Linked DNA regions of Homo sapiens: region 1 is linked to region 2. Evidence: read pairs that join two places in POLR2A ChIA-PET (ENCODE). Cell type or tissue: B cell. All regions are shown on one strand. Each heading gives the region's core, and the rest is flanking DNA. Links, peaks and the distances in the headings are about the cores only.

Region 1 (12,080 bases), core at 3,836-7,835, 400 kb before region 2:
ACCCAAGGCAGGAAACAATCTTAGTTGTATTTGTCAAAGTGATGAGCACTAGGTATCAGTGAAGTGGGTGGGTCATATCCCAGAGAATGGTCACTGCTCATGAGTCAGGTGGTTGCTTTCTGGAACTCTTTCCCCCAGCCTCTCAGTAAGTGGATAAAAAAGCTTCCTAGAGAAACATCTGCTTAATAGTGTGAACTGTGGAGCCAACTGCATGGATTCAAATCCCAACATCACCCCTTACTAGTGGAGTGAGTGGAGTGACCTCAGTTAAGGCATTTGATCTCTCTGTAGCTTAGTTTTCTTGTCTGTGAACTGGTGGTAATAATCATACTTAAGTAATAGGGTGGTTGTGGATCTTAATGATTTAGGATATAAAGCATGTAGACATGTCCCTGGCAGATTGTAAGTGCTACCATAATTGATCTATTAGTTATGGAGGCAGAGTCCAGTCATAAAGCAGAGTACTGGCAAAAGTGAAATTGGGTACAAAGGCTCTGAGCTCCAGATAGTGTTGCACATGGGGCAGGAGACTGGGGCTCTGTGAAGAAGAGTGTCTGAAATTGACACACCCAGAGCTAATTGTCTGGAGTACAGGGTCAAGGCCCTGAACATATGTATATTCTTAGAGCTAAGGTTCCCACTAATCTTTGCATGCATTCCCTGTGTATATTGATGAATTGATGAGTTTCCACTTAGTTTCTTCTTCTTTTCTTTTCTTTTCTTTTTTTTTTTTTTTGAGAGAGAGTCTTGCTCTTTTACCCAGGCTGGCCTGCAGTGGCACAGTCTTGGCTTTCTGAAACCTCTGCCTCCCGGGTTCAAGCGATTCTCCTGTCTCAGCCTCCTGAGTAGCTGGAATTGCAGGTGCCCACCACCACACCCGGCCAATTTTTTTTTTTTTTTTTTTTTTAAGTAGAGACAGGGTTTCAGCATGTTGGTCAGGCTGTTTTCAAACTCCTGACCTCAAGTGATACGCCTGCCTCAGCCTCTCAAAGTGTTAGGATTACAGGCATGAGCCACCGCGCCCAGCCTCCACCTGGTTTCTGATGTGAATTCTTTTTCATTCTCCCTCAGGGTTGGAGCCCTTCTTGGAGTTCTCATCCCATTGGCTGTCTACATCTTTTCTATCAAGACCATACACATAAGGATAACACATGAGCCTCCTAAGGGCTTTGACAGGGTAAAGAAGGAACTTGAGTTGGGACTGAAGTCTGAACAATTATAAGGAGAAGTTAAACATTTTTTTTTTTTTGCCATTTAAAATTTTCTCATGTCCTTTTGATTGCACATCTTTGTGTAACTAGGAAATCAGAAATTAGGGTTATTCTGGAACTCAGCCCACACCTACCTTTCTAGAATTTTTTTCCCATGACCATTCTACCAGTACCTTAAATGTGTCTAAAACCAGTCTATTTGCCATCCCCCAAGCATACTTAAGAAAACTGTGGGCCGGGCGCGGTGGCTCATGCGGGCGGATCATGAGGTCAGGAGATCGAGACCATCATGGCTAACACGGTGAAACCCCGTCTCTACTAAAAATACAAAAAATTAGCCATGCCTGGTGGCAGGCGCCTGTAGTCCCAGCTACTTGGGAGGCTGAGGCAGGAGAATGGCGTGAACCTGGGAGGCGGAGCTTGCAGTGAGCCGAGATCGCGCCACTGCACTCCAGCCTGGGCAACAGAGCGAGACTCCGTCTCAAAAAAAAAAAGAAAAAAGAAAACCGTGGAATGATGATTCTCTCCTGAACTTTTGGCCATTCCTCTTCCTCTGCTCTCACATATCTCACAGTGAGACCTTAACTATCTCTGAAGCTTTCTTGTAATATGTTAGAGGGCCTCCACGAACATGCCATTTTTTTGTTGTTGTTTAGACCAGTGATTCTCAAATGTGCACACAAATCACCTACGGAATCATGGTCGAATGCACATTACGATTCTGGGGATCCTGTATAGGGCCCGACAATCTAATTTTGTATCACTCCCAGCTGGTGTTGATTCTGTGGGTCCTTGTGCCAATTCCAAGACTTTCCTAAATTGATCCTATATCACAGTTATCCCTATGCCATTTCTCCAATTATGTCTTGAGCTAGTTGATGGTGGCATTAGTACATATATACATGTTTATATCCTCCCAAATGCCTGGCACATCTTCTCCCATATTGCTGGTGCTCAATAAATATTTGAGGAATTTGCAATAAATGCTTAAACGTTCTGTTTCGTATCAGAGTGGGCTTATAGACAGAACTTGTCTTCTCCCTTACCTCTCACCTCAACCCTGGACCCCATCTGTCACTAGAAGGATTCTCCTTCAGATTAAAATGTTAATGATTTGAAGTGTTACCCGTATCAATAATATTTGCATAGAAAAAAAGATCACCTGCACATATGATACACCATAGTCTTTGCAATGCTTCTCTTGTTCCCCTAGGTAATTAATTTCATAGCATCTTGCTGAGAGGCATAGCTCTCCTGGGTATATCTGAGCCAAGGGAGATGTGCTCCTGCCACAGAGTGCTATTTAGAAGTCTCATAGACTAAAAATTCTTTACTATCTGGATATCAGAATTATATAGAGATTTATAATTCTTTAGCTGCCTTGGCTTCTGAGTAACCCCTCACCCCATCTGGTAACCTGGAGGTGGTATTACTTTGCAGTACAGGCTTCACAATTTCCTGCTAGTCCTGGAACTTCAGTAGGCATGCTGATTTTAATCATCTCCATGTTGCACATAGCATCACATGATGTGTTCAGTCTTGGGAAAGGAAAAAAAAAATCCTTCCTAATCCTTCTTGGTGGAATTGCCATCTCTGTCCTCCCCGTGCTTCTCATGAAGCTTGTGCTGTGTTCTGCTGCAGTTGCTGCTTTTGAGACCTTGTAGTCATTGCACAACCAGCTCTCTATCCATGGCTTTATGTCAGTTAATTCTGAAATTGCTGGGAAGAGAGGGATGAATCAATTCACTTTCCACAGAAGGTCACCGATTTTAATTTTCTTTATTATCTGAACTATGGCTTGCTGGAGAGATCTTTCTGGCACACCAGGGACCTCTTTCATCCAATTATCTTTCTGACCACTCAGCTCTCCAGCCTGTACTCCTCTCTGTGGCACATGGCTCTGTTATAGTCTAAACATACAAAGGAACTGGACTCTCATGATGGGATTCTGGGACCTTTAACACTTAAGCAGTAAAGACATATTTGAACAGAGGAGTCTTCCCAGGCTCTTCAGCTTACTCCATGTGGCCAATTGTTCCCTACACCTATGCCTAAGTTGCACCCTGACCAGATGAGGCCATCTGATTGAATGAATCATAACTTTGGGAGCTACTTTGTCGAGTAGCCTCACGGAAACATTTCCAAATGTAGTTTTTTCTCAGGTTACTTAGAGGCTCTCGCCTGGAGCCACAGACTTTTAGAGCTACATGTGATACAGCATGTAGGGCAATTTGCAAATAGACTATTACAGAGTGAGACAGAGAGGCCTTTGGTGCACTCTTCTTTAGAGATCACTTGCCCATCATCTCAATCCTCCTGTGTCAACCTTAGTTTTTATTCTGGCTACTTTAGTAATTATTTGCCCTCACACAAAACACATGCATTTTTGTGTTTGTGGATGAGTGGATCAATATTACACTTCATTCTACTTTGTGGGGTAGCATTAGGCTGTCACTCAGAGTCATTTACAATGACCTATCTTTAAAAAGGACATGTTCAGGTTATGGGCAAAGGCTCATCTGAAACCCTAGAAATTGTAGATGGAGACTATTTCACAGGATGTTTGAGAGAGGACACCCTGGGTTAATTATTAGAAGTCTGGGGCAATAGCTATCATGTAGAGTGTTTCAGAAATTAACTTAATGTGAGAATAGAGGTCACCTGATTGCTGAAGTGTAAGGACAGGTGGCATATGGGCCCAAATTTGGCTTCAATTTCCCTTCAAAGTTAATGAGTGTTGCAGGTGCTTATCTAATCATGGCATTTGGACCAGTATGTTTTGCACATTCAGGGCTTTGTAATGAGATGCAATGTTTATTTTCTATACTCTTCCCCACAGACTGCAAAAATACCCTTTGCTCAACCCTGTCTAATCATTGCAAGTGTCAACAGTCAAAGCTAATGACAGAAGGTAGGTTTATGGGGCAGTAACCCTGCCTACTTGGCATAAAAGATCCATTCCCAGAAAAAAGGTTTAAGCAATCACGTGAACTTCAGTCTAACTAAAGGAGCTTCCGTGGGTTGGTGATTTTAAAATAATGATTTTTTGATCAGGTTTTGTAGTTAATGTTTGAGTGTAGATAGGTGGAGGAAGGTTGCAGTTGATGGCTATTTAATTAAGTGTATAGAACATGAGTCTTAGCCTTATCTCTTTCAAGATTAAGCATAAACCTCCTGTGTGTTTCTCTCTCCACCGAAACACTCAGTGGTCAGGTTAAATTAAGTTTTCTTTATTAAACATTTACCAAATATCTGCTAAGTTCCAGGTGTTGCGTTACACCTTTGAGAGTCAAAGATAAAGAAGTATGAAATGGACCTTAACACTTCTCTATTGGATTCTGAATTCCTGCATCATAGTTGGCCTTGAGCATGATTCACATACCTGGCTACTCAATGCAGGCTGTTGCAGAGTTGTCTGCATAAGAATTATCTTGAGAACTCGTTAAATATACAGGTTTGGGGGCCACAATCCCAGATATTCTGGTGTAATATACCTGGAAAGAAATACAGGCATCGATATGTTTTTTTTAAAAAGGTTCAGTGGTATTTTTTAAAAATGTATTTATTTGTATCTTTATTTCATCTCCCTGGTCAGCTTGAACTATCCAAGGTCATAAGAGTTGTACTTAAATACCCTTCTAATATTATAGTTTTGTTCAATTTCCTTATTTTTTAAATAGCTTTTGCTTCACATATTTTTTAATATTTTTTATTTTTTTGCAATTTTCAAGTGTACAATATACTATTATTAAATATAGTTACCATGACATAAAATAGATATCTTGAACTTACTCTTTCTGTCTAGATAAAAATTTGTATCTTTTGACCAACATTTCCTCAACCCCATCCCCACTTTCCCGAGCCTTTGGTAATCAACATTTTACTCTCTACTTCTATGAGCTCAACTTTTTTAGATTCCACATATAAGTGAGAACATACGGTATTTGTCTTTTTGTGCCTAGCTTATTTCACTTAACGTAATGTCCTTCAGGCTCATCCATGTTGTTGTAAGTGACAGGATTTTCTTATTTTTAAAGGCTGAATAGTATTCCATTGTGCATTTTGATCACATTTCTTTATCCATTCATCTGCTGATGGACACTTAGGTTGATTCCATATCTTGGTATTACGTGTAAGCTTTTGTTAAATTAACCCTGAATGCAAGGTAGAATTCTTTGGATGGTTTTTTTTTTTCCTGAGACAGAGTCTCACTTTATCACCTAGGCTGGAGTGCAGTGGTGTGATCTTGGCTCACTGCAACCTCTGTCTCCCAGGTTCAAGCAATTCTCCTGCCTCAGTCTCCTGAGTAGCTGGGACTGCAGGCATGTGCCACCACTGCTGGCTAATTTTTTTTTTTTTTTTTTTTTTTTGAGGCATAGTCCCACTCTGTTGCCCAGGCTGGAGTACAGATCTCAGCTCATTGCAACATCTGCCTCCCGGGTTCAAGTGATTCTCCTGCCTCAGCCTCCTGAGTAGCTGGGTCTACAGGCATCTGCCACCATGCCTGGCTAATTGTTTTTGTATTTTTGATAGAGATGGGGTTTCACCATGTTGACCAGGCTGGTCTTGAACTCCTGGCCTCAAGTGATCCACCCACCTTGGCCTCCTAAAGTGCTGGGATTACAGGTGTGAGCCATCATGCCCAGCCTCTGGACAGCATTTAAAAACAGCTGATACCAGGTCTCCACTCCACAGCAATTAAATCAGAAACTGTAGACACTGGGTCTTGGGCATTGACATTAAAAAAAAAAATTCTCCAAAGCATGATGATTGGGTTTTCATGCTAATGTGTGAAATGTGCCTCCCTCAAACCTTGTTACGACAAATAAAATTCTCCCCAGGTGATTCTAATATGAGTCGAGTTGCGACCCCTTGGAGCAGCTGTTTGCTGTTGATGACATAAAGCAAGGAGAGCTGCTGTCTTCTGGGACCCAGCATGTGCTTTTTGACCATTTCTTCCGTTTGTGTGATTATTTCAAATTTTCGAAGTGCTGTTATGTGTCTACATAACACCTTGCAAGCCCCTGGAAGAGACCTTAGAGACTGGCTACACCAGGAGTCAGGAACCCTGGAAAGGGCTAGATAGTAAATATTTTAGGCTTTGTGGACCATATGTCATAACTACTCAGCGGCTGTAGAGTAAGAGCAGCCATAGACAATATGTAAATGAATGGGCGTGGTGTGTTCCAGCAATCTTATTTACAAAACCGGTTGTGAGCTGGATTTTTACCCCTAGCTGTTGTTACTTGCTAACCCATGGTCTACACCAACACTCTGATCTCATCCATGAGGAAACTGCCGTCCACTGGGCGATGTGATTTGACTCAGATCTCAAGGGTAGGAAAGGGCAAACTGGGCTTGAAGTTCAGGTATTTCGACTTAAAACACATAAAAAAAAAACCTCTCCTAAATCTACAATTGGTGAATAGTGTTCTTAAAAATTAAACCATTAAAAGGAGGGTCTTCTCATCTCTACCTTTTGTGTTTCCCTGGCTTTATGGTGCTATGATATGCTGTGTACGTTTCCACTCTCTCCAGATTGTAAGCTCTTCCATAGTAGAGCCTGGGCTTTCTTCAGTGCCACATTCCCACCAGTCTGGGGCAAAGCAGTGCCTGTACCTGTTAGCGTGCTGAATATACTGCAGCCTGAGCATGTGGAGCTCAGTTTCATGTGTTTATTTCAAGACAACAGGGCTGACTGGGCTTCCGGTCATTTCCGGTGATTTCTGGAAGTATCTTTTGATAATATCTAGCCCACTTGCTTGTGTTCTTTATAACTTCAAATAATGTTTATATAATGACAGAAAAAGTTTGGAGATTGTGGCAGTGGGATAAAGCACAGATTAGATGTCTAATTACTTTTAAAAAGTTGACTTTCAAGTTTGGCCAAAAAAAAAAAAAAACACTGTAAGAAATCGAGTTTGAACAGGATTCTTTGCAATATTATTTTCTTTTCGATTTTCTTCTGTGCAGGCTTGCAGTAAAGTATATATGCAATATGTTACTCTTGTCTGTCACATTCAGAAACCTGCCCCCCAACCCCCTCTTCTGTGCAGTCTCTCCAGTTTGACCTTGAGAAGTACTGTTTACAATTCAGTGAACCTGGGTCTCTCCCTTCTTGCTTCAAGCTCAGCAAATGGACAAGAAAAACCTGCAGAACTCGTTCAGCAATTTCAGACTATAAACAAGTAATCCAGAGGGAATAAGGGAATGACTGCAATTAAAGTCTTCTCTCCCAAGGTTGTCAACACTCTAGGTTGAGCAGTGGCCTGAGAAAGTTGCTCATTTCTCAGACAGGCTTGCTTAATGCAAGGTGCAATGGGCTATTATCTAATGTACCTTGCTTTATCAGAACACACATTTCTCTCTGTGTCTCTGTCTCTCTCTCTCTCACACACACACACACACACACACACACACACACACATATCTTCCATATTCACATATAAACACACACAGTTGCTATTGTCTCAGTCTGGATATAGTGGAAGGTGGAATATTATGATCTTACAAGGGAAAAAAAGCTTTTAAAGGGCAATTCAGGGCTGGGCGCAGTGGCTAATGCCTGTAATCCCAGCACTTTGGGAGGCTGAGGCCGGAGGATCACAAGGTCAGGAGATGGAGACCATCCTGGCTAACACCGTGAAACCCTGTCTCTACTAAAAATACAAAAATTAGCCGGGCATGTTGGCGGAATTAGCCGGGCATGGTGGCGGGCGCCTGTAGTCCCAGCTACCGGGGAGGCTGAGGCAGGAGAATGGTGTGAACCTGGGAGGCGGAGCTTGCAGTGAGCTGAGATTGCGCCACTGCACTCCAGCCTGGGAAACAGAGCGAGACTCCGTCTCAAAATAAATGAATAAATAGCAATTCAGGCCGAGCGCGGTGGCTCATGCCTGTAATCCCAGCACTTTGGGAGGCTGAGGTGGGCAGATCACAAGGTCAGGAGATCAAGACCATCCTGGCTAACATGGTGAAACCCCATCTCTACTAAAAATACAAAAAATTAGCCGGGTGTGGTGGCAGTTGCCTGTAGTCCCAGTTACTTGGGAGACTAAGTCTCAGGAGAATCACTTGAACCCGGAGGCAGAGGTTGCAGTGAGCACACTAGCCTGGGTGACAGAGTGAGACTCCATCTTAAAAAAAAAAAAAAAAAAAGGCAAGGCAATTCAATCTGGGGCAGAGTGGCTCAAATGCTTGGGAATTAAACAGAAAGGACAATTTAGTCAACAAATACAGGGTGGCTGTAATGTCATATGATATAATTTTCATATAGCACAGAGCTACATGATTTCATTTATAAATTTTGTACTATGATTCTTTCAGAGATACAAAAGAAATAGACAACATGGTTTCTGACTTCTAGTATCTGGCAATTATTTGAGGAGAAAGCACACTGAATATGTATGTTATTGAAGGAATGGATAATGTACATATTTAAGGAAATGATGAAGACCCCAGATGGATGGAACAGATAACACCTTTTAAACTGATTCAGAGTACAGAACTTTCAGGGTAGAAGGCAATGGCGAGGAGAAGATAGTATTCGACTTAGGTCTTGAGGGATGGATTTGGATGGCAGAATGAAAGGTGAAGACCATGCCAAGTTCAAGCCTGAACAGCAGAAGTGGGGATGAAGTGTACCATCTGGCTGGGGTAGTGCCTTTTCCTGGGGGGTGGTGGTGCCTTCATTGCAGAGTAAGGTGGAAGTGCTTGTGAGAAACTGAATAATGGCACGGTCAATTTTGTGGGCTTGGGTTCAAGACCTAGCTCTGCCACATTCTATCAGTAACTTGGGAAAATTAGCTTAATTTCCCTGAAACTCTTGTTCCTCTTCTGTAAAATGGGGTAATAAAATTGTCCACCTCATAGGTTATTTTGAAGATTAAACAGGATAATACATGTTAATGTGCAATGCTTGGCACATAGTAAGCATCCAACAGGTAAGAACTATTAAATTATGGCAAATCCTGAATGTCAAAAGAAATTATAAATTTCCCGATGTACTAGCATTCATCTTTTCTAAGTATTTGCATGTCACATAAAAATTTCTTCTCAGCCTATCACTTTTTTTTCTCTCCTGTCCCTGGTCCAAGCAATGTTGTCCACATCCTGAAGAACTGCTCCATGAGCCCACAGTAGGACACTCTGAGGCCTGGCTCACCAGACTACATATCATGAGTGAGCACTTGGAAGTTCTAATCTGAGTGATACGGATGACATGTTCTCTGTGCCTTTGAATATCTAGTTTCTCATCTATAACACGATCTTTGAAGCTATACAAGGAGAGAATCAATATCACCTGATCACCATCTTTCGCCCTTTGAAAGGCATAAAATTCTAAGTAAGAATACTACACATCATGCTGTGTATTTTACTGCATGCATGCTAAGCCTTTACCAAACATTTTTAAAGGAAAAGAAGAATAAATTAGGATAGGAGCATTCAAAGGAACCCATAAGATGTCCCCTTAAAGAAAGGATTTATGGATAAGGAAACAAAAGCCCAGGTGGCCGATGTGATATACTTGTGGTCACACAGAGGAGGAAGTCTCCTGAAGCAAACTCAAGGGCGCTTTGTACATCATACTAATCCTACTTGTTGATTTATAAAAGTATTAGCTTCTTTATTTTCTCCTTAATTAGGACAGAGAGTAATTATCATTATTGGGTCCAGAAAGAATTATGCCAATGTTCCAAGATTGTGCATGGAACATTTGTTATGCAAACTGCTGCCCTTCACACATAGAGAGTCCCCATAGGCTATGTCCTCCTCCCTGGGGCTGCCAATGTGTCTAAATTGCTGGGAGCATCTCCCCCAGGCTTATGAACATGAGCTGCTCCTTTGATGGGATTTTGATGGCCATGAAATATCATTTAGGAGAGGGGTTAATGCCTTTTTTGTTGTTGATCTTTCACCTTCAGGGAGCATGAGCCTCTGAGAGATCTGCTTTCACGCCATATTCACAGAAAGGTTTTGCTCAGCCTGAGCCAGGCGGTTGCTGACTGCCAGGGCCAGCGTGTGCCGACTGCTGCTGTGTTTCCCAGCGCTGCCAGCAGGATCTTATTCTTTGTATCTGCACCTCCCAAACAATTCTTCCGGGGCAGCTTTGTCTGTGCCCCTCTGCTGGGCTGAAGGGCTGGTGCTTAGGGATGCATGCATCCCGCCCTTTGCCCTCATGTCTGAGCTGTTCGAATCTGATTTCCAGGGCAATTGCAGTTTGGCGGCTCCCCGGGGCATCCTCTTGAGTGGCTGCTCTGCTGTTACTGTTTGGGAGGCCTCGGAAACTCCCTTGGGTAGTTTGTCAGATGGTCTGATGAGAATAGCAGGAGCCTGTTTTCCATAGTCAGATTGTCATTTTCATCATCATTTTTGTTGTTGAGTTTCCCTTTTTAAAAAATAAAATCATAAAACAGACATACTCTTTTCTAAACAAGTGTAGACTTTTACCATGAGGGTTGGAAGGGGCCTCACTGAGTAAATACCTCTTCTCTCACCCTCGTGTGATGGCTTCTTTGTTTTGAACTTGGGTGTGCCCAAGTGGTTTTACAACCTCCCTTGGGTATCAACAGTCCTTATCCTCTCACCATCTGATCTCTCTTCCTGCTTCTGGTCCTCAGAGGGTGGTCAGACAGTGCTCCCAAGAATGGGTTGAGGTTCTGAAGGTATGTGGGCACCTAAAGATCCTAAGCTGTCAAAATGACTGCTGTCCAGGAGAAACTGACCAGACCTAAGGTTCAATCTGGGGAAACTTGACGCAATAACAATTAGCAAGTACTAGGCATTTTGCTGTGTATCAGGCCTGGAGATCAGCAGTTTACGTGAGTGATTTTCACACATTCCAAGAAATAGTTTCTTCCATTATTTCCACTTTACAGGTGAGAATATTGAGGCTCTGAAAGGCTAAATGACTTGGCTGAAGCCACATACTTAGTGGCAGAGTCAGAATTCAGTCTCTAAGGCTTTTGAATTCCAGAACTCATACTTTTAGCCATGATGGTATACAGATTTAGTTCTGGGGTCTGGAGACCATTGACAGTCTTGGAAATAAACTGTGTCTCAATATAAATAAAGGACAGATATGGTTGTGTTCAGTTCTTGGACACATTCCTTCGAACTCCAAAGGACAAGAGGTTAACCTCATGACTTTGATAGAAAACAGAAGACAGGTTGTGAGGTTTCTTGGGTAATTCTGGGTATTTGGACACCTGTTCAGTTATTCTTGGATTCTGTGATGGGGGGTGGGGGGAATATGGGGAGGCTGAGGTCATTATTGCAAAAACCATTTCCTGAGCGCTTGACTTCAGGAAATGCTGTAGCATTAAAAATACCCATTGTGTGGGAGTGATAGAAGCATGACTCACGTTTAGCAATTGTGTCCATAGGTCACAAAGGATTTGGGGAACACAGGAGATATTCACACAAGACTGTGTCTGTGGGTGGTTCATTAAGAAATTTTTAGTAGGTTGAGAAGCATGGTCGCATTTCAAAAGGAGTGACATTTAAGATTCTCCATGGAAGCTATGAGACTTGGCTCATCATTCATACATTGATTAACAAATGTCAATTGTCCGCCTACTAAGTGCAGGTCCTTGTACTGGGTGCTTTGGGATTTTGCAAGAGGAATAAAGCGTGGCTCTTGCCCTTTAGTGCAGTGTTTATGAAGTGGTGACAATGAAATAGGCTGCTTTTAAAATTTCCCCTTTTTTCCCCCTTGACACTTTGACAAAAGGAAGACTATCCCTTAAAGAAAGACATTTTGTTTTATTTTCCAGGACAAATACTATCAAAAAATCAGGTTTGTTAACTCTCAGGCCTTGTGCCTAGGAAAATATGATTATCAGGATAAAAGATTCAGGGGCATGTCCTGGC
Region 2 (9,595 bases), core at 4,028-8,027:
GGTCCCTGACCTCCAAGGATACCAAAATTCAAAGATGCCCCAGTCCTTAATATAAAATGGCATAGTATGTGCATACAACCTATGCACATCCTCTTGTATACAGTCATGCATTGCTTAAAGTTCTAAGAAATGCGTCAGTAGGCGATTTCATCATGTGCAGACATCATAGAGTGTGTTTACACAAAGTTAGATGGTAGAGTCTGCTACACACCTAAGGCATATGGTATATGGCCTATTGCTCCTAGGCTACAAACCTATGCATCATGTTAAGGTACTGAATATTGCAGACAATTGTAACACAATGGTATTTGTGTATCTAAACATAATGATATTTATAAGACGAACTGTAAAATTACGGTATTATAATTTTAGGGGAAGAATCTTCTTACAAGTGGCCTCTAATTAACTGAAATGTCATTATGCAGCTCATGACTGTAATTTAAATCATCTCTAGATTGCTTACAATACTTAATAAAATGTAAATGCTATGTAAAGAGTTTTTATACTGTATTTTAAAATTTTGTATTATTTTTATTGTTGTATTATTTTTTTTTGTTTTGTTTTTTCAGAATATTTTCCTTTTCTTTTCTTTGTTTTTGAGACAGGGTCTCCCTCTGTTGCCCAGGCTAGAGTGCAGTGGCGTGATCTTTGTTCACTGTAACCTTTGCTTCCCAGTCTCAAGCCATCCTCCTACCTCAGCCTCCCAAGTATCTGAAACTACCATGCCTAATGTTTGTATTTTTTGTAGAGATGGGGTATCGCCATGTTGCCCAGGGTGGTCTTGAACTCCTGAGCTCAAGTGATCCTCCCACCTCAGCCTCCCAAAGTGCGGGAATTACAGCTGTGAGCCACTGTGCCAGAGATTTTTCCAAATATTTTCAATCTATGGTTGGTTGAATTCATGAGTGCAGAACTTGAGGATTCAGAAGGCCCACTATATTATCTAGCTGAAGACTGCTTCTGCTTCACTTAGGGAAAATAAGTATTTATTAAGTAAATGGATGAGAGAACACAAAATAGTGGGGAGGCTATCACTTTATCCTCATCCTCATCCTCATCAGAAAATACATGTAATTTGGCCGGTGCGGTGGCTCATGCCTGTAATCCCAGCACTTTGGGAGGCTGAGGCAGGTGGATCACTTGAGGTCAGGAGTTAGAGACCAGCCTGGCCAACAGGGTGAAACTCCATCTCTACTAAGAATACAAAAATTAGCCGGACATGGTAGCTCACGCCTGTAGTCCCAGCTACTCAGGAGGCTGAGGCACGAGAATCACTTGAAATTGGGAGGTGGAGGTTGCAGTGAGCTGAGATCATGCCACTGCACTCCAGCGTGGGCAACAGGGTAAGACTTGGTCTCAAAAGAAAAATACATGCTCTTTGATATGCCAGTCATAACTATTTTTTTTCTTTAGAAAACTTTTCTTCCATGGCTAGAACATAGTCTTTTCAGGAATTTAAGTGTCTAACTTGCTATGCCCCATTAAGTGAATATATCCTAAATTGTATTTACTAGTAGGATTTCAATCCTTGAATTCCCGCTGATGTATATTCAGATGCATGAGAGTCCACATCTTTTCCACAATCATGTTGGATATCTATATGTAGGCCTTCTATATTTATATTTATTTGTTTTGTTATACAGTACTTCTGCAACATGAATGTTCTTTTTTTTTAGTTGACTACCTAGTTTAAAGAGAATGTTGTGACTTCATCTTTTTTTGTTTGTTTGTTTGAGACGGAGTCTCGCTCTGTGGCCTAGGGTGGAGTGCAGTGGCTGCATCTCAGCTCACCGCAAGCTCCACCTCCTGGGTTCACACCATTCTCCTGCCTCAGCCTCCTGAGTAGCTGGGATTACAGGTGCCCGCCACCACACCCGGCTAATTTTTTGTATTTTTAGTAGAGACAGGAGTCTCGCTCCTCTGTCTCTGTCTCTGTCACCATGAGACAGGGACACCATGAGACACCATGGTGACAGAGTCTCTGTCTCTGTCACCATGTTAGCCAGGATGGTCTCGATCTCCTGAGCTCGAGATCTGCCCTCCTTGGCCTCACAAAGTGTTGCGATTACAGGCCTGAGCCACCGCGCCCGGCTGTGACTTCATCTTAATGCACCTAAATTCTAATCTACTTTGAGATTTTAAATTTGAGTTTCCATAAAGACAAACAAACAAACAAAAAAAGCAAAAAAACAAGTTGCTGTTTTGTTTTCTTCTTCTTTTTTTTTTTTTTTAAGAGACAGGGTCCTGCTTTGTTGCCCAGGCTGGAGTGCAGTGGCACCATCATAGTTTACTGTAGCCTCAAATTCCTGGACTCAAGCAATCCTACTGCCTCAGCCTCCCATGTGGCCCATGTAGCTAGGACTTACAGGCACGCACCACCAACCCCAGGTAAATTTTTTATTTTTTGTAGACAGGGGGTTCTCAATATGTTGCCCAGGGCGGTCTTGAATTCTTGGCCTCAAGCTATCCTCCTGCTTTGGCCTCTCAAAGTGCTGGAATGACAGGTGTGAGCCTCCATGCCCAGCCCTGCTGTTTTTCTTTGAAAGTAAAAGAAAAAGTAAAAATAAAGTATACAAAAAGTAAAAATAGGCCAGGCGCAGTGGCTCACGCCTGTAATCCCAGCACTTTGGGAGGCCGAGGCAGGCAGATCACGAGGTCAGGAGATCGAGACCATCCTGGCTAACATGGTGAAACCCCGTCTCTACTAAAAATACAAAAATTAGCCGGGCGTGGTGGCGGGCGCCTGTAGTCCCAGCTACTCAGGAGGCTGAGGCAGGAGAATGGCGTGAACCCGGGAGGCGGAGCTTGCAGTTAGCTGAGATTGCACCACTGCACTCCAGCCTGGGCAACAGAGCAAGACTCCGTCTCAAAAAAAAAAAAAAAGTAAAAATAAAGTATAGAATATGCCAACATTTGATTATATGGGTATCCTACCAAGCTTCCTGAGTATTATCCTCTCTCGAGAGCAAAATGTGAACACCATTACTGGACAAGAGTAGCTGTGGCTTGCTTATTGTCTCAGAAACTGGGAAGAATGGAGTTTACCCAGACTATAGAACCTAAAGGAAGCAAATAACTCACTGAAAACTTAGTTCATTTTAAAGGCAGCTTTTACCTATTCAATTGATGTGCTTTTTCTTTTAAGGAAAAAGATTTCTATTGGATATGGTATATACCTGAAAAAAAGTGAGGTTTTTTTTTTTGTTTTTTGTTTTTTTTGAGATGGAGTCTTGCTCTGTCGCCCAGGCTGGAGTGCAGTGGCACAATCTTGGCTTACTGCAAGCTCCGCCTCCTGGGTTCACACCATTCTCCTGCCTCAGCCTCCCAAGTAGCTGAGATTACAGGTGCCTGCCACCACACCCAGCTAATTTTTTATTTGTATTTTTAGTAGAGACGGGTTTCACAGTGTTAGCCAGGATGGTCTCGATCTCCTGACCTCGTGATCTGCCCGCCTCAGCCTCCCACAGTGCTGGGATTACAGGCGTGAGCCACCGTGCCTGGCCAGGTTATTTTTATTGATACCTAATAGATGTACATATTTTCAGGGTACATGTGATATTGTGACACATTCATATAATAGGTAATAATCAAACTGGGGTAATTGGGGCATCCATCACATTACACAGTTATCTTTTCTTTATACTGAGAACATTCAAATTATTCTCTAATAGCTATTTTGAAATATAAAATAGATTACTATTTAATATAGTCACTGTATTGATTTATCAAATGCTAGATAGTAAATCTTCTATTTAATTGTATTTTGTACCCATTAGTGAATCTCTTTTCATCCCTTCTCCTACCTAGCCTTCTCCGCATCTAGTAGCCATCTAGCCATCAATCTACTCTCCATCCCCATGAGATCCACTTTTTAAGCTCCCAATATGAGTGAGAACACGCAATATTTGTCTTTCTGTGCTTGGCTTATTTTTCTTCAATTGTTCTAAAATTATTTTGTTTTTCCAGCACAGGAAAAAGGAGGCTTATTTTATTTAACATAATGACCTCCAGTTCCATTCAAGTTGCTGCAAATGACAGGATTTCATGCTTTTATTAATGGCTGAATATTTCATTGTGTATATATTCCACATTTTCTTTATCCATTCATCCACTGATGGGCATTTAGGTTGATTCCATATATTGGCTATTGTGAATAGTACTGCAATAAGCATGGAAGTGCAGGTATCTCTTCAGTGTTGTTTTTAATTACAGAATTTTGCCATTACTTTTTCACAGCAATGGTTCTCCAACATTAGTACCTAGACAGTACCCTATCCCCAGAGTTTTTAATTCACAGGTTTAGAATGAAGGCAAAATTTTGCATTCCTATCAAGTTCCCAGGAAGACTCTGATGCTGCTGGTTTGGGGAACACATTGGGAGAACCAGTGAGAAGTCCCAATCCCTTGCTTCATTAGTTTAAGGGAAAGGGGAGGCTGAACGTAGTGGCTCACGCCTGTAATCCTAGCACTTTGGGAGGCTGAGGAGGGAGGATCGCTTGAGCCCACGAGTTCAAGACCAGCCTGGGCAACATAGGGAAACCCTGTCTCTACAAAAACCAAAAAAATTAGCTGGGCATGGTAGCGCGCACCTGTAGTCCCAGCTACTCAGGAGGCTGAGATGGGCAAGGCTGCGGGGTAGGGGTGGGGGGAGTGGCCGTGCATAACTTGAGCCCGAGAGGTAGAGGCTGCTGTGAGCTGTGATCCTGCCATTGCACTCCAGCCTAGGTGACAGAGTGAGAGACCCTGTTTCAAAAACTAAATGAATACAAGGAAGGGGAGGTCCATGTACCCCACTTCCCCCTTCAGAAAGTTATAAATACTATACTCCAGGATCATAATTTGTAAGAACTTTGTACGATTTTTCAAAGTTTCCAATGTTCCAGAGTTAATTCTTATTAACTCTTTCCCCACTCTACTGTTTTTTGTTTGTTTGTTTGTTTTGTTTTATTTGAGAGGGAGTCTCGCTCTGTCGCCCAGGCTGGAGTGCAGTGACGCGATCTCGGCTCACTGCAAGCTCCACCTCCCGGGTTCACGCCACTCTCCTGCCTCAGCCTCCCCAGTAGCTGGGACTACAGGCGCCCGCCACCACGCCCGGCTAATTTTTTTATATTTTTAGTAGAGACGGGGTTTCACTGTGTTAGCCAGAATGGTCTCAATCTCCTGACCTCGTGATCTGCCCGCCTCGGCCTCCCAAAGTGCTGGGATTACATGCGTGAGCCACCGCGCCCGGCTGTCTACTGTTAAACCTTAAAATTGAAGAGGTCTTTGGCAGCTGGGGGGTGCAGATAAACACTCAGTAACCCTGACCACCACGTGGTTGCCTCCGGTGACAATATAGACGGTGAGAGCTTTAAAAAGAGATAGGCCAGGAGGTTCTGGCACCAGGAAGGAGAAGGTTTGGGGAGGAGCCCAGCTTTGAGAAATGGCCCTGCAGCTATGCAGTAGAAAGTTGAGTGAGAATTCCCGGAGGCCACTGATCAGATTCAACAGTGACCTGGACACAAAACCATCCCTCCTTGCTGCCCTCCCACCTCCCCCACCGAACCCTCCAGGGCCCGCCTCAGTTGCTGGGCAAGAGAGATTGTGGAACTGACCAGGCCCCTGGTTCCTTTTGTCAATTTAGGCCAAAGGGGAAATGAAAAGTTTAAATGGTCTTAAATAGAAAGCACTTTTGCTACTTTCTCTTATCTGTACCTAGGGATAATTTTCATTCCAGTTAAATTATTTGGCAGATTAACATTTTAATATGTTCCTTGTTTCATTTTCCAGTGGGCCTTTTAATAAATGTAGCTGTATCTTACAGATTATGTCAGCTATGAGATGTCCCCTCAGCTGCCTTGAGTTTTGATTTTTTTTTTCCTACTACTATCTCTACTCATCTCCAGATGGTCTTCTAACTTTATCAGGTTTTATTTCTCAAGGTCCTTTTTAGGAAAGGTAATATCAGGAGCTCCCTTGAAAACCCTACCAGGTATTTAGAGCTCAAATTTTGTAGTCCATGACTTGAGAGTTCAAATCTGGCTGTAAAACCTTGGGTAAATTACTTATTTTCTTTAAGACTGTATTCTTATATGTTAAATGCTGTCAACTATACTCACTCGATTGGGTTTCTTAGAGAATTAAATGGGAAAGCATGGCTGGGTGCGGTGGCTCATGCCTGCAATTCCAGCACTTTGGGAGGCTGAGGTGAGTGAATCGCTTGAGCCCAGGAGTTCAAAACCAGCCTGGGCAACATGGTGAAACCCCGTCTCTACCAAAAAATTCAAAAATTAGCCAGGCGTGGTGGAACGTGCCTGAAGTCCCAGCTATTCAGGAAGCTGAGTGGAAAGATAAGCTTGAGCCCAGGAGGCGGAGGTTGCAGTGAGCTGTGATCGCACCGCCACACTCCAGCCTGGGCAACAGAGTGAGTCTCAAAAAAAAAAATAAATAAATAAATAAATAAAAAGAGAGAGATAGAAAGCATGTAAAACACTTAGCACTGATGCATTGTTAATGATAAAATGATAATAACCTGCATTATTACTTTTGTTGTTAAGCGATGCTTCACTCCTTTTTCCTCCCACTCTCCAAACAATCTGAATAGCTTCCACCAGAAGAAACTGAGTTTTGTCTAAAATCATTATGTGTCACCCTCTGACTGAAAGTTCTTTTGTGTTTTGTGAATCGCAGTAGATCTAAACCCAGTGCAAATGTCTTAGCTTGTGTCCTTGGATTCTTATTCAAGCAGAGCAAGTCAGGGTGCTAGCAGGGAGGCAACTAAAAGTGGTCTTCTCCTTTCTGCGGGTAACAAAAAAATAGATAAATAAGAGGCATAGGTATCTAGTTGAAGACATAAGCCCACAAGAAAAGCTAACTTATTTAAAGATAAATCTGATCATATAATCTGTCTGCTAAAAACACTCTCAAGAGTACTCTCAAGTACCCTATGCCTGCCTCCATCTACCAGTTTTTTCAACAATACTTATCCTCCTTGGTTTATGCCTTTGAGATACTCCAAGATCAAGCCCGTTCCTTTCCTCCAAGGAGAACTAATCTTGGGTCACTTTCATTGGCTTAGCTGAGATCATTCACTTTTGGGGTTTTCTTATTTTCCCTCTGCCCCGCAACACACAAATAAATAAGTGCCCTGTCTCTATTTGCCATTAACACTCTCTCAAGAACTCTCACTTGACTCTGTACTTATTGGTTAAGTTGTGAGTTTTCTAGACACCTAGCACTCTATCTGGAAGTAGGTGCGTAATAAGCACAACTTTAGTGACTGCAGCTAGCTGACTAGCAACAGGCAGGTTGCCTCTGGCTCAGTCTGGAAGGCCCTGGCCCTAATGTGCCTTCAGGGAAAGGGCGGGTCCAACTGGGGAAACAATATCTAATATTTGTGCTTTTATTTGTCAACTTATTTTAAAACCCAGGTTCATTTTTTGAATTTGTTTTGACAGCATTCCTAAGATTTTTAATACTTTGATTAGAAATGTTCTAAGTTTTAGAAATTAATTAGACAGGCCAGGCGTGGTGGCCCACGCCTGTAATCCCTAAACTTTGAGAGGCCGAGGCGGGTGGATCACCTGAGATCAGGAGTTTGAGACCAGCCTGGCCAACATGGTGAAACCCCATCTCTACTAAAAATACAAAATTTAGCCAGGCGTGGTGGTGCATGCCTGTAATCCCAGCTACTCGGGAGGCTGAGGCAGGAGAATCACTTAAACCTGGGAGTCGGTGGCTGCAGTGAGCCAAGATCGCGCCACTGCACTCCAGCCTGGGTGACTGAGCGAGACTCTATCTCAAAAAAAAAAAAAAAAAATTTCATAAATTACTATCAAATTGCATGATAATAATAAAGTACTTGGGAGAGCCTTGGTAAACTTAGCACAACAACACAGAAAGCACCTTTGTAATTCAAAAGCTGTCCAGAAATACCTGCTTGTTTCCCAGATGGGAAGGGCCTGACTAAACTTCCAGAAAATGTGACTAAACATATATATGTCAGGAATTGAAAACTATTAGCAATGAACATTATGTACCATCTAAGGCTTACGTTTAAGACTAATGTTTATTTCCAGTTTTTTTCTGAGTACTCTGTAGATTCCCAAGTTAAAAATTACTGTAGTTTCTCAAATCAGTTTGTCTCCTAATGGGATGATTTAAGGTGGGAAACACACATATATAATTTGAAAAACTCAGTGCGGGAAGTAACTCTCCCTGAGTCTATGGGTTAAACTTTCTGTTAACCCTGTTCAACTGGTTTTATAAGGCTTTCAGAAGGGGTCCTGCTGCTGCTAGTGCAGGCAGTTAAAAATAGTATGGAGAACAAGGGCTTGGGGGAAGTCTGAGTCCAATCCTAGCATTTTGTTGATTTAATATTTCTGTTTTTTAGATGAGACAATTTAAGCACATGACCGAGAGGCCAAGTTGGAGACCAGGTTTAGAAGAGAAAAACTTTCACTTGACTCCTAATTTGTACTCAGTGACACATTAACGACAATGTAAGTGAAAGCAGGGAACTAAGGGTGGGTCAGGTTAGGTGGGAGACCAGGAGTTGTTATTCTAGTGTTATGGTAATTTCATGAATTTACTTTTGCTTCTCGATCTTCTTTTTGAGTAGTAAAAGAGGTTTCATGCCTCCAGTGAAATTACTATTTTTAAGCAGAGTTCTATCTGAAAAGTTCTATAAGAAAAAAAAAAACCACTCTTTAATTTTTTCACATGTAACTACTTAGTTATGTGTACTAATGAAAAAATAATCTAGAAGTTATTTTTTCAAATCGAGTTTTACATATTTTTTAAACAATAAAACGTTTTCTCCTGTTTTATAATGTCATTATTTTTGCTTCATTTCTATATCCTTTAGCTCAGTATTAAAAAGAAAAAAAAAACACTCAAAGTGGTGTGTTTTGCAATATTGATGATCAACTAAGGTCGGGATATTTATTTCCATCTGGTAGAGTTCAACTTCTGCCTCCTGTTTGCTTTCTCCATCTGCCTGCCTCCCTTCATCTTTCTTTTTTTCTTTTCCCCCTTCTCCTTAATGGAGTTGGGGTTAACCCTGTCTTAGGCCTAATCGTTTTAGCAGGCTCCCGCCTTCCTGTTACACTGGTTTTTAAGGTTGTTTTTTTTTTTTTTTGGTAGGGTTTCAAATAAACTTGAATGTCTACACTTAATACTTTCACAAGCTTCAAATTCTTTTTATTTTATTTTTATAAAGAGCAGGACTCAGGCTAGGACGGCATTTGGACTAGGTAAAAAAGAAAATCTTCAGTTTTGTGCACACAAGTTTTAAAATACATTGTACAGATTTTTTTTTTTTGGATACACACCACTCTTTACAGGATCCGCGTTATATCTGCTTTCAGTAACTGGCTCTCCTGTCCGCATCCAGTAAGGTTTCCACTCTTCTCTCCGTTGACTGCTGAAGTTACTGAAACAGCAACCACAAATGGCCTTACTAACCTACTTATTTTGCAATTAAACTTTTAAAAGATATCCCCCTACTCCTCCCCTAGGGTGGAACAGAAATGGCTCCGCGGCGTTGGCAGCTCGTCTGCGAGGGGACCCTGGCTCCCCGAGGCTGCAGTCCTTTTTCTTGGACAGAACGCCCCGC

The links. Peaks named below come from ENCODE experiments on the same cell type or tissue, not always from the same donor. Only the 100,000 strongest peaks of a DNase experiment are listed, where the experiment ranks them.
Region 1: POLR2A ChIA-PET joins it to region 2 with 9 read pairs; 22 of 35 experiments call an interaction of 5 or more read pairs at or near these places.

What each region holds. Positions count from the first base shown.
Region 1 is chr12:92,538,870-92,550,949 of GRCh38, reverse strand. It overlaps the pseudogene LOC124903118. Among named protein-coding and RNA genes, the nearest start is that of LINC02397, 78 kb to the right of the region's middle. RefSeq lists silencers at 3,231-3,431, 6,377-6,516 and an enhancer at 11,802-11,851. In B cell, for the core only: no CTCF peak of the experiment used is centred there; no DNase peak of the experiment used is centred there.
Region 2 is chr12:92,146,479-92,156,073 of GRCh38, reverse strand. It overlaps BTG1-DT (BTG1 divergent transcript), which reads right to left. Exons shown (of 3, transcript NR_135036.1): 2 at 9,312-9,412. Among named protein-coding and RNA genes, the nearest start is that of BTG1-DT, 5.2 kb to the right of the region's middle. RefSeq lists an enhancer at 9,577-9,595. In B cell, for the core only: no CTCF peak of the experiment used is centred there; a DNase peak (open chromatin) is centred at 6,283; H3K4me3 peaks cover 2,347 bases; H3K27ac peaks cover 4,000 bases.